2 separate regions of the Homo sapiens genome follow, and region 2 is linked to region 1. A link is a contact called in ENCODE Hi-C or POLR2A ChIA-PET data. All regions are on one chromosome and are shown on one strand. The core of a region is the stretch at or near the end of the contact, and the rest is flanking DNA. Distances in the headings are between cores, read along the strand shown. Region 1 overlaps CEMIP (cell migration inducing hyaluronidase 1). Region 2 has its middle 36 kb from the start of MESD.

The links. Hi-C counts contacts between places; a loop is a spot of excess contacts on that map. ChIA-PET counts read pairs that join two places held with the same protein, here RNA polymerase II (POLR2A).
Region 2: a map of PC-3 shows a loop between it and region 1 (2.7-fold over the local background). The contact joins two enhancer-like sites. A Hi-C loop is called at or near these places in 6 of 168 maps with a recorded cell type or tissue (DLD1, MCF 10A, PC-3 and 3 more). POLR2A ChIA-PET finds 5 or more read pairs at or near these places in 2 of 52 experiments (H1 and activated naive CD8-positive, alpha-beta T cell).

What each region holds. Positions count from the first base shown.
Region 1 is chr15:80,855,674-80,859,892 of GRCh38, forward strand. The region is part of intron 1 of CEMIP (cell migration inducing hyaluronidase 1); the gene reads left to right. Among named protein-coding and RNA genes, the nearest start is that of MIR549A, 16 kb to the left of the region's middle. Within about 2 kb of position 1,463, at least 13 of the 41 ENCODE cell types and tissues checked have a DNase peak (open chromatin) inside an H3K27ac peak, as active enhancers do; they include PC-3 and PC-9, where a contact is called at or near this core.
Region 2 is chr15:80,952,431-80,956,135 of GRCh38, forward strand. It overlaps a transcript of MESD not described here. Among named protein-coding and RNA genes, the nearest start is that of MESD, 36 kb to the right of the region's middle. RefSeq lists enhancers at 226-1,198, 1,199-2,170, 2,171-3,143. Within about 2 kb of position 2,026, at least 3 of the 41 ENCODE cell types and tissues checked have a DNase peak (open chromatin) inside an H3K27ac peak, as active enhancers do; they include PC-3 and PC-9, where a contact is called at or near this core.

The DNA of each region.
Region 1 (4,219 bases), core at 213-2,712:
CACCACACTTGGCTAATTTTTGCGTTTTTAGTAGAGACGGGGTTTTGCCATGTTGGCCAGGCTAGTCTCGAACTCCTGTCCTCAAGAGATCTGCCTGCCTCAGCCTCTGAAAGTGCTGGGATTACAGGTGTGAGCCACCGCACCCAGCCCGTGCCTTCTTTTTGCTCCCAAATCCCATTTTATTGGAGTTCCCTGAAGCAGTCATAGTAAGGCAGTTGTGTAGTAGAGCATATTAATGCAATTGGATATTTCTTTGCCATTCTAGGAAATTATCTACTGATACACACAGCAACGTAGGTGAATCCCAAAAACATGCTGAGTGAAAGAAACCTTGTACAAAGGTCTACATACTGGATCATTCCATTTACATGAAGTCCTAGCAGAGGCAAAGTGAATCTATGGAATGTTTCTGGTATTTCTCACTTAGAAGAGTGGTTGCCTCTTGTTGGAATTGACTGGGAAGGGGATGAGGGAACTTTCTGGGGTGATGATAATGTTCTGGACATTCCTGGGGATCTGGGTTTCAGAGACATATGCATTTGTCAAAACTCAACAAGTGTGCATTTTAGGTTTGTGTGTTTTATTTACATGTAAAATTTCCCTCAAAAGATGAAAAAAAGAATATGGAACTCTAGTTAATAATATGCAGGCTGAAGTGTTTAAGGGGAAATGTGGACGGTGGTGTCTTCACTTTACTGTGAAATGCATCCAAAGACTGAGATTGATTTCTGGATGGATAGATGGATGTGCAATAACACAGCAAAATGTTACTGGTAGCATCTAGGTTGCACTGTATTAGTGTTCACTGTGAGATTCTTTCAACTTGGCTGTGTGTTTGAAAATTTTCATAGCAAAATGTTGGGTTGGAGGGGAAAGCGATTATGTGGAATCCTGGGGTCCCCTAGTGGTGAGTTAGGGGTCCCGGAGCTCAGGATTGCAAGCTGAGATTATGCAGTCAGGAACTGTCATCCTTACATATCTCTGTCACAGCTCCCTGGCCCTGGGTAAGCACTAAAATATGCATTTTCCTGGGTCTCACTTTAGAGAGAGAATACTGAGGCCCAGGGAAGGTCTGCCAAGGTCTCCCAGGACTAGAACCTAGGACTCCCTGTTTCTGGCCTCTCCTCCCAGCTAGCTTTATCAGAACCCATTTTCTTCCACAGAACAGGGCCTTTTGTTCTATAGCCCAGGGCTGTAAATTTCACCTGCGTGCAGGGATCCAGGTAACTGATCCCATCACAATGAGCCGGTGGCACCCAGGGCAGTAAAACAGGCCTATGCGTTAGAACCCCACCTGCCAGTGGCTTCCTGTAGGTGTATTTGAAGTAGTAGGAAACCAGAGTGGTTTCTACAAATAAATAACCCAGGAAAAGACAAGCCTCTCAGATCAAAGAAGGACTCTGGCCCAAACTTGAACTAAAATCAAGCGTGCTCTTTCGACTCCACTCTGGCTGGGCAGAGGGAGGAGTAGAGAAAGTCTATCTGCTGTGCAAACATTCCCTGTCTCTGCCCTTCCTGGGTTTGTGTGAGCCTGAGAACAGGAGCCCGGGAGGAAGGCTGCACTCTCTGAACTGCTGCCAGGCCCTGCCTCATGACATTCCAGCCTGGCTTCCAGGCACAGCAGGTGCCAACAAATTGGCCTCTTGTGTGTCCGAGCCTAAGGGGCTCATTCATGGGCTGCACGCCTGTCTCAGGGCTCTCATGTAAGCCCTCTAGGGCCCCCAGCTCTTTGAGGAAATTTCATGGCATCCTCTGTGTTTCTTGGCCCTACTGGTTAATATTAATGCTTCCCAGGGGAAAGGAAGGAGAATGGAAAGAGATGCACAGAAGCCAGCAGTTCTGACTCCTTTCACGGTGGGGAAGGATGAGGGCAGAAGGTGTCTTAGAGCAGAGGAAGGACCCTTAGAAGTTGAAGTTTGCAAACTTCACCGTGCACATTAGTCACTGAGGATTGCCAGTCAGTGGCCTGGGGCAAGACCTCTGGTTTCTAACAGGCTCTTGGGTGATGCTGATGTTGCTGGTCCCTTGACCACACTCTGAGTAGCATCACCAACGGCCAAATCCCTCCCGTCATGAAGTTAATGGACAATAAGCAAACCCATTAGTGAATATATGATTATAAACTGTGTGAAGAAAATAACCAGGATGCTACAAAGGGTATTGAGGCAGGGACCTTCAGATGGGAAGAAGATGGTAGGAAAAGCATCTGTAAGAACAGGACTTTAGACTGGGACCTGAGGGTGAGTGGAGTAGGGAAAGCATTCCCGGCAGTAGGAGCAGCATGTGAAAAGTCCCTGGGGCAGAATCAAGCTTGGCATCTTCAAGGAAATGACAGAGAGGCCCATGTTGCATGGGTGGAGACTGGCATGAGATGAGGCTGGAGAAGGGTCAGGCCACACAGGGCTGGATAAAGGGCTCTGACTTCATTCTTGGTGTGATGGGAAGCCCTTGGAGGATTTTAAGCAAAAATGTGCCACGATTCATGCTGGTGGGTCTGTGGAAGATGGATTGGGATAAGGTGGGGAGTAGGCTGGTGGGTGGTTCTTGCATAGTCCTTCATGAAATAGTCGTCAACCTTAGTGGTAGTAAAGATTTTCATTCTTTCCAATGTGGGTCACATTTTCTAGGAAACTGCATGTTTTGGGGACATGATACAATTGAGGAAAATAAGTATTCTTTTCCGATAAAGTAATGTAAGGCCTCATTAATTAAATAAACGCTTTATGAGAGCAAAAAGACTTGGAAAGAATTAACCTTTGGCTGGGCTTGGTGGCTCACGCCTGTAATCCCAGCACTTTGGGAGGCCAAGGCGGATGGATCACCTGAGGTCAGGAGTTCAAGAGCAGCCTGACCAACATGGAGAAACCTGGTCTCTACTAAAAAAAAAAAAAAAAATACAAAATTAGCTGGGTGTGGTGGCACATGCCTGTAATACCAGCTACTCAGGAGGCTGAGGCAGGAGAATCCCTTGAACCTGGGAGGCAGAGGTTTCAGTGAGCCAAGGTTGCGCCATTGCACTCCAGCCTGAGCAACAAGAGCGAAACTCCATCTCAAAAAAAAAAGAAAAAAAGAACTAATCTTCATCTTTCCTTCTCCTTTTGGCTTCTTATTAGTTAGGGTTGTTTCCATAGTGAATGTCAAAAACACAATTCAAACTGGCTTAAATGAAAAAGGAACTTTGTTGGCTCATGCAATTGAAAGTCCAGGGATAGTAGTAGCTTCAGGCATAATTGGGTCTTGGTGCTCAAGTATTAGCTTTCTCCATCTCTAGGCTCCACATTCCCCTGTGCAAGCTTCACTCTTAGAGAGGCTCTCTCAATATAGAGGCAAGGGTGGCCCCAGCAACTCCAGGCTTGCCAACCACAGTGGGATGAGATCCAGCTTTCCCAGTAGTTCCAGCCAATGTCCCTTTTTTTTGACTTGGGTCAACTGAACATCCCTGCACCAATCACAGCAGCCAGGGGAATGGATCTATTCATTGGCCAGGCCGGGTCACATATCTACCTTAGGAGCAAGGCGAGTGGGTCAGCCCCCATTGAGCTACATGGACTGAGAGTAAAGGGAAAGATGGCTGCAAAGGAAGATCTAGGGGCTGAATTCGGGAGCAGGAGATGAAACTCACAAACATCCTCTGTGGGCTCCTCATTCATTTTGAATGTAGCACCTTCTCCCATCAATCATTAAGGCTGGTTCCAGTTCATCACCTTTTGTTCTAAACCTGTGTCTGGATCTTGCCTCTCCTGAAGACATCTAGTTCTGGGAGCAGGAGGCATCTTGCTGGCAATGATGCCCTATCTGTCCCATCTCTCCTGCTGCTCCCAGCAGACTATGCCTTTGCCCAGGTCAGAAGGCCTTTGCCCCACAAGGCCCTTGTTTCCAGTTTCAAGGATGCCTCTAGTTCACAGTCCACATGCCGGAAGGCAATGATGGGCCTACCCTGGGTCTAAACACAGATCTCAATCCATGGCATCTGTGCTAACTCCAGGTAGACAGTATCAGAATCGAATGGATTATAGAGCACCTAGTTATTGTGCACCAAGAACTGGAGAATTGCTTGGTTTGAAAATCCCTTGCACATTTAGTGGTCGGAAGTATTGGGATAGTGGAGGGAAAAAGCAGTTTTTCCTTTAGTTGGTGGAGAGAAGTAAACACGTTTTCCCCTTTCTGCTGTACCTCTAGAAGGGTTTTACCTGCATCAGAATCTTTCAGGGTGTCTGGC
Region 2 (3,705 bases), core at 776-3,275, 97 kb after region 1:
AAAATGCAGTTCCTCAATCACATTGGCCACAATTTTCAAGTGCTCAATGGCTATGTGTGTCTAGTGGCTACCATATAGGATAGAGTCGATATAAAACATTTCCATCACCACAGAGAGTTCTTCTCTTGATTTCCAAAGAGCTCCTGGGTCTTATGCATTGGGTTTAAAAACAAAACAACTATGTCTCGTGTGTGTGTGTGTGTGTGTGTATGTCTCTCTGTCTGTCTGTCTGTGTGCATCTGTGTATAGTCAATTCACTTAAAGGGGCTGGTACCAGATTGGTCGTTTTAAGCTGCCAATACACAAATATATCTGGCAGACTAGCTTTGGGCATAAAGTCAGCTGTGCAGTAGAGAGTACACGGCCTCTACCTTCAGGAAACTTTGCCAGGAGAAAGAGATCACACTTGCACACTCAGTCAACAAATATTTTTGCACCCCTGCTCTGTGCCAGGCACGGTGCACACAGAGGAACACAGAATGACCCCATGGAGAACATGAAATTACCTGCCCAATGAGTGGTGTGGCAGGCTTCTGAGGGCAGGGAGTGATCATCGCCTGGATTGGTCAGGGAAGGTCAGTGAGTGGAAGTAGGACAGGTGTTGGCCTGAGAGTCAGAGATGGATAAGAGAAGGGCCTTTTGTAAGAGGCAGAGTCTGACAGAGGGGCAGCTATCAGAGTGTGGGCTTGAGAACACCTGGGCATAAATCAAGGCTCAGTCATGAGAGGCAAAGTGGAAGGTGGGTTGGGCCAAACACAGGGTCAGCTTTAGGGCCCACTGGCTGTGATGAAAGAGGGTGGGGGGTTACTAGTGACTTCTCAGCCAGAAGTGTCACTGTGTGAAAGAGAGCACAGCCCACTGATTCAGTAGGTGCATAGAAGAGGCATCCAGGGAGGACTTGGAAAGCAGACGCCAACGAGGAACCGTCGAGCAATGGGACACTGCACCCAGCTAGACGCACAGCAAAAGAAGCCACAGAGAGGTTGGGGTGGAGGGACAGGCAGGCACTTCAGGGTCCTTCATTTGTCCCTGCAATAGTCACCAGATCCCACAAGTAGTCACTGCAATGCATTAGGTGACCAGTGGGCACCTTCCGTTCCTGTCCGCAGGGAGACAGACAGGATGATCTGCTCTCCCTCACCAGCCTGGGAGGGGACAGGTCAGAAAAGTGTGGCAGAGTTAAGTTTTGCAGAATGCATAGGAATGAACTAAGTGAAGAAGGGCAAAGAACATTCCTGGTGAGGGAATGGTGCTGGGAAGGCCTGGAGGCGATGTGTAGGAGTTGCTGGAGGAAAGGGGGTGGGGTTCCTCCCCACAGACAGGAGGGGTGAAGGCATGGGCGTTCACTCATGGAGGCTGGGGTGGCCTTAGAGGTCAGTGCAGTGACAGCTAACAACATCTGCCTAAAGAAAACGCAACGGCACAAAGCTGGAAGCAGGCGTTTGGGAGAATTTTGTTCCCATACCCACAGGCACACAGGGTATGCTGAGTTGGGCACACAGGCAGTCCCTGAGGTGGCATATGCCTGCATCTCCAATCTGGTCACCCATTCCTTCCTCATCCCCAATCCCCAGATGAGCCCTAATCCTCATCCCCTCCCACTGGCTCAAGGATCTTAGAGTCCTCATAACATGGTAGATGACCTGACCCACCCTGCCCTCTCTCCTCTCGGCTTGGCCCACGCCTACTCATGTTCCAGGGCGTAGCTCCACACAAAGCCTTCTCTGACCCATGCCTGGCAGCTTTCTCCTTCCTCTCCTGGGCCCAGGGCCCAGTGCCTTGATATTGCGCCCCCTGTCCCAGGCTAACATTCACCCCTTCCTCCAGACTGTAGCCTCCTGCAGAGCATAGGCCATAGGTTTTCCCATATCTGGCAGAGTTCTGTTGGGTAATGTGTGCTTGCTGTGTTGAACAAAGGCATAAAAGCCGACCCTAGCGCAACCCTCCTGCCTCCAGTACTGAAGCCAAAATCCTGAGCCCTTTGACCCCATCCTAGCTGTTTTAGCCTGGGGGCTAGGTAGGCGGCAGAGGTTTTCTCAATGGCAGGGAAAGGAGTAGGATGTGGGTGGTGGGAAGGGCTTAATCCTGGGAGGATCAAGTCCACAGGCACCTGGCAGTGCCCTCATGTCCTCAGGGCTGGGTTGGGGTGAGAAGGAGAGCAGACAGAGGTAATGGTGAGGGTTGGGGGAGGGGATGGAGGAAGGGAAGAGTTCATTGTCCCAGGAACTGCCCTCCCTCACAGAAAACAATCAGGAGCATCAAACAGAATCAACAACATGCATGACTCAGCTTTGAAAGCTATAAAGCAAGCTCGTCTAACCCACCGCCAGTGGGCTACATGCAGCCCTGGATGGCTTTGAATGCAGCCCAACGCTAATTTGTAAACTTTCTTAAAATATTATGAGTTTTTTTGCATTTTTTTAAAGCTCATCAGCTATCGTTAAGTGTTAGTGTATTTTACGTATGGCCCAAGACAATTCTCCTTCCAATGTGGCCCAGGAAAGCCAAAAGATTGGATGCCTGTGCTCTAAAGCCTGCTACTCAGTGTGGTCCATGGGCCAATGGCATCAGCATCATCAGCATCAGCTGGGGGAGGTGGTTCACACCTGTAGCCCCAGCACTTTGGGAGGCTGAGGCAGGTGAATCGCTTGAGCCCAGGAATTCAAAACCAGCCTGGGCAACACAGCGAGACCTTGTCTCTACTAGAAAAAAAAAAAAAAGTTCAGCACCACCCAGGAGTATAACCAGGAGCTGGTTAGAAATGCCCAATCTCGGCCGGGCGCGGTGGCTCAAGCCTGTAATCCCAGCACTTTGGGAGGCCGAGGCGGGCGGATCACGAGGTCAGGAGATCGAGACCATCCTAGCTAACACGGTGAAACCCTGTCTCTACTAAAAATACAAAAAAAAAAAAATAGCCGGGCGCAGTGGCAGGTGCCTGTAGTCCCAGTATTCGGGAGGCTGAGGCAGGAGAATGGCGTGAACCCAGGAGGCGGAGCTTGCAGTGAGCCGAGATTGCGCCACTGCACTCCAGCCTGGGCGACGGAGAGACTCCGTCTCAAAAAAAAAAAAAAAAAAGAAATGCCCAATCTCAGGCTCTCCCAGATCAGCTGAATCAGAATCTGCATTTTAAGAAGGGACCCAGGGTAGTTGTTTGCACAGTAAAGTTTGAGAAGTGTGTGTTTGTGCGTGTGTGTGTGTGTGTGTGTGTGAGAGAGACAGAGTCTCTTTAGCCCAGGCTGGAGTGAAGTGATGCAATCTCGGCTCCCTGCAACCTCCGCCCCCCAGGTTCAAGCGATTCTCCTGCCTCAGCCTCCTGAGTAGCTGGGATTACAGGCCTGAGCCACCACGCCTGGCTAATTTTTTGCATTTTTAGTAGAGACGGGTTTTCGCCATGTTGGCCAGGCTAGTCTTAAACTCCTTGCCTCAGGTGATCCACCCACCTCGGCCTCCCAAAGTGCTAGGATTACAGGTGTGAGCCACTGCGCCCGGCTGAGAAGTGTGGTTTTAGGAGTCTCTAAGAGACCAGGCACAGTGGCTCACACTGTCATGAGTCATGCATGACTCAGACTGGCAACATGGCAAAACCTCATCTCTACAAAAAATACAAAAATTACCCAGGCGTGATGGCTCATGCCTGTGGTCCCAACTACTCAGCAGGCTGAGGTGGGAGGATCACTTGAGCCTGGAAGGTAGAGTCTGTGGTGA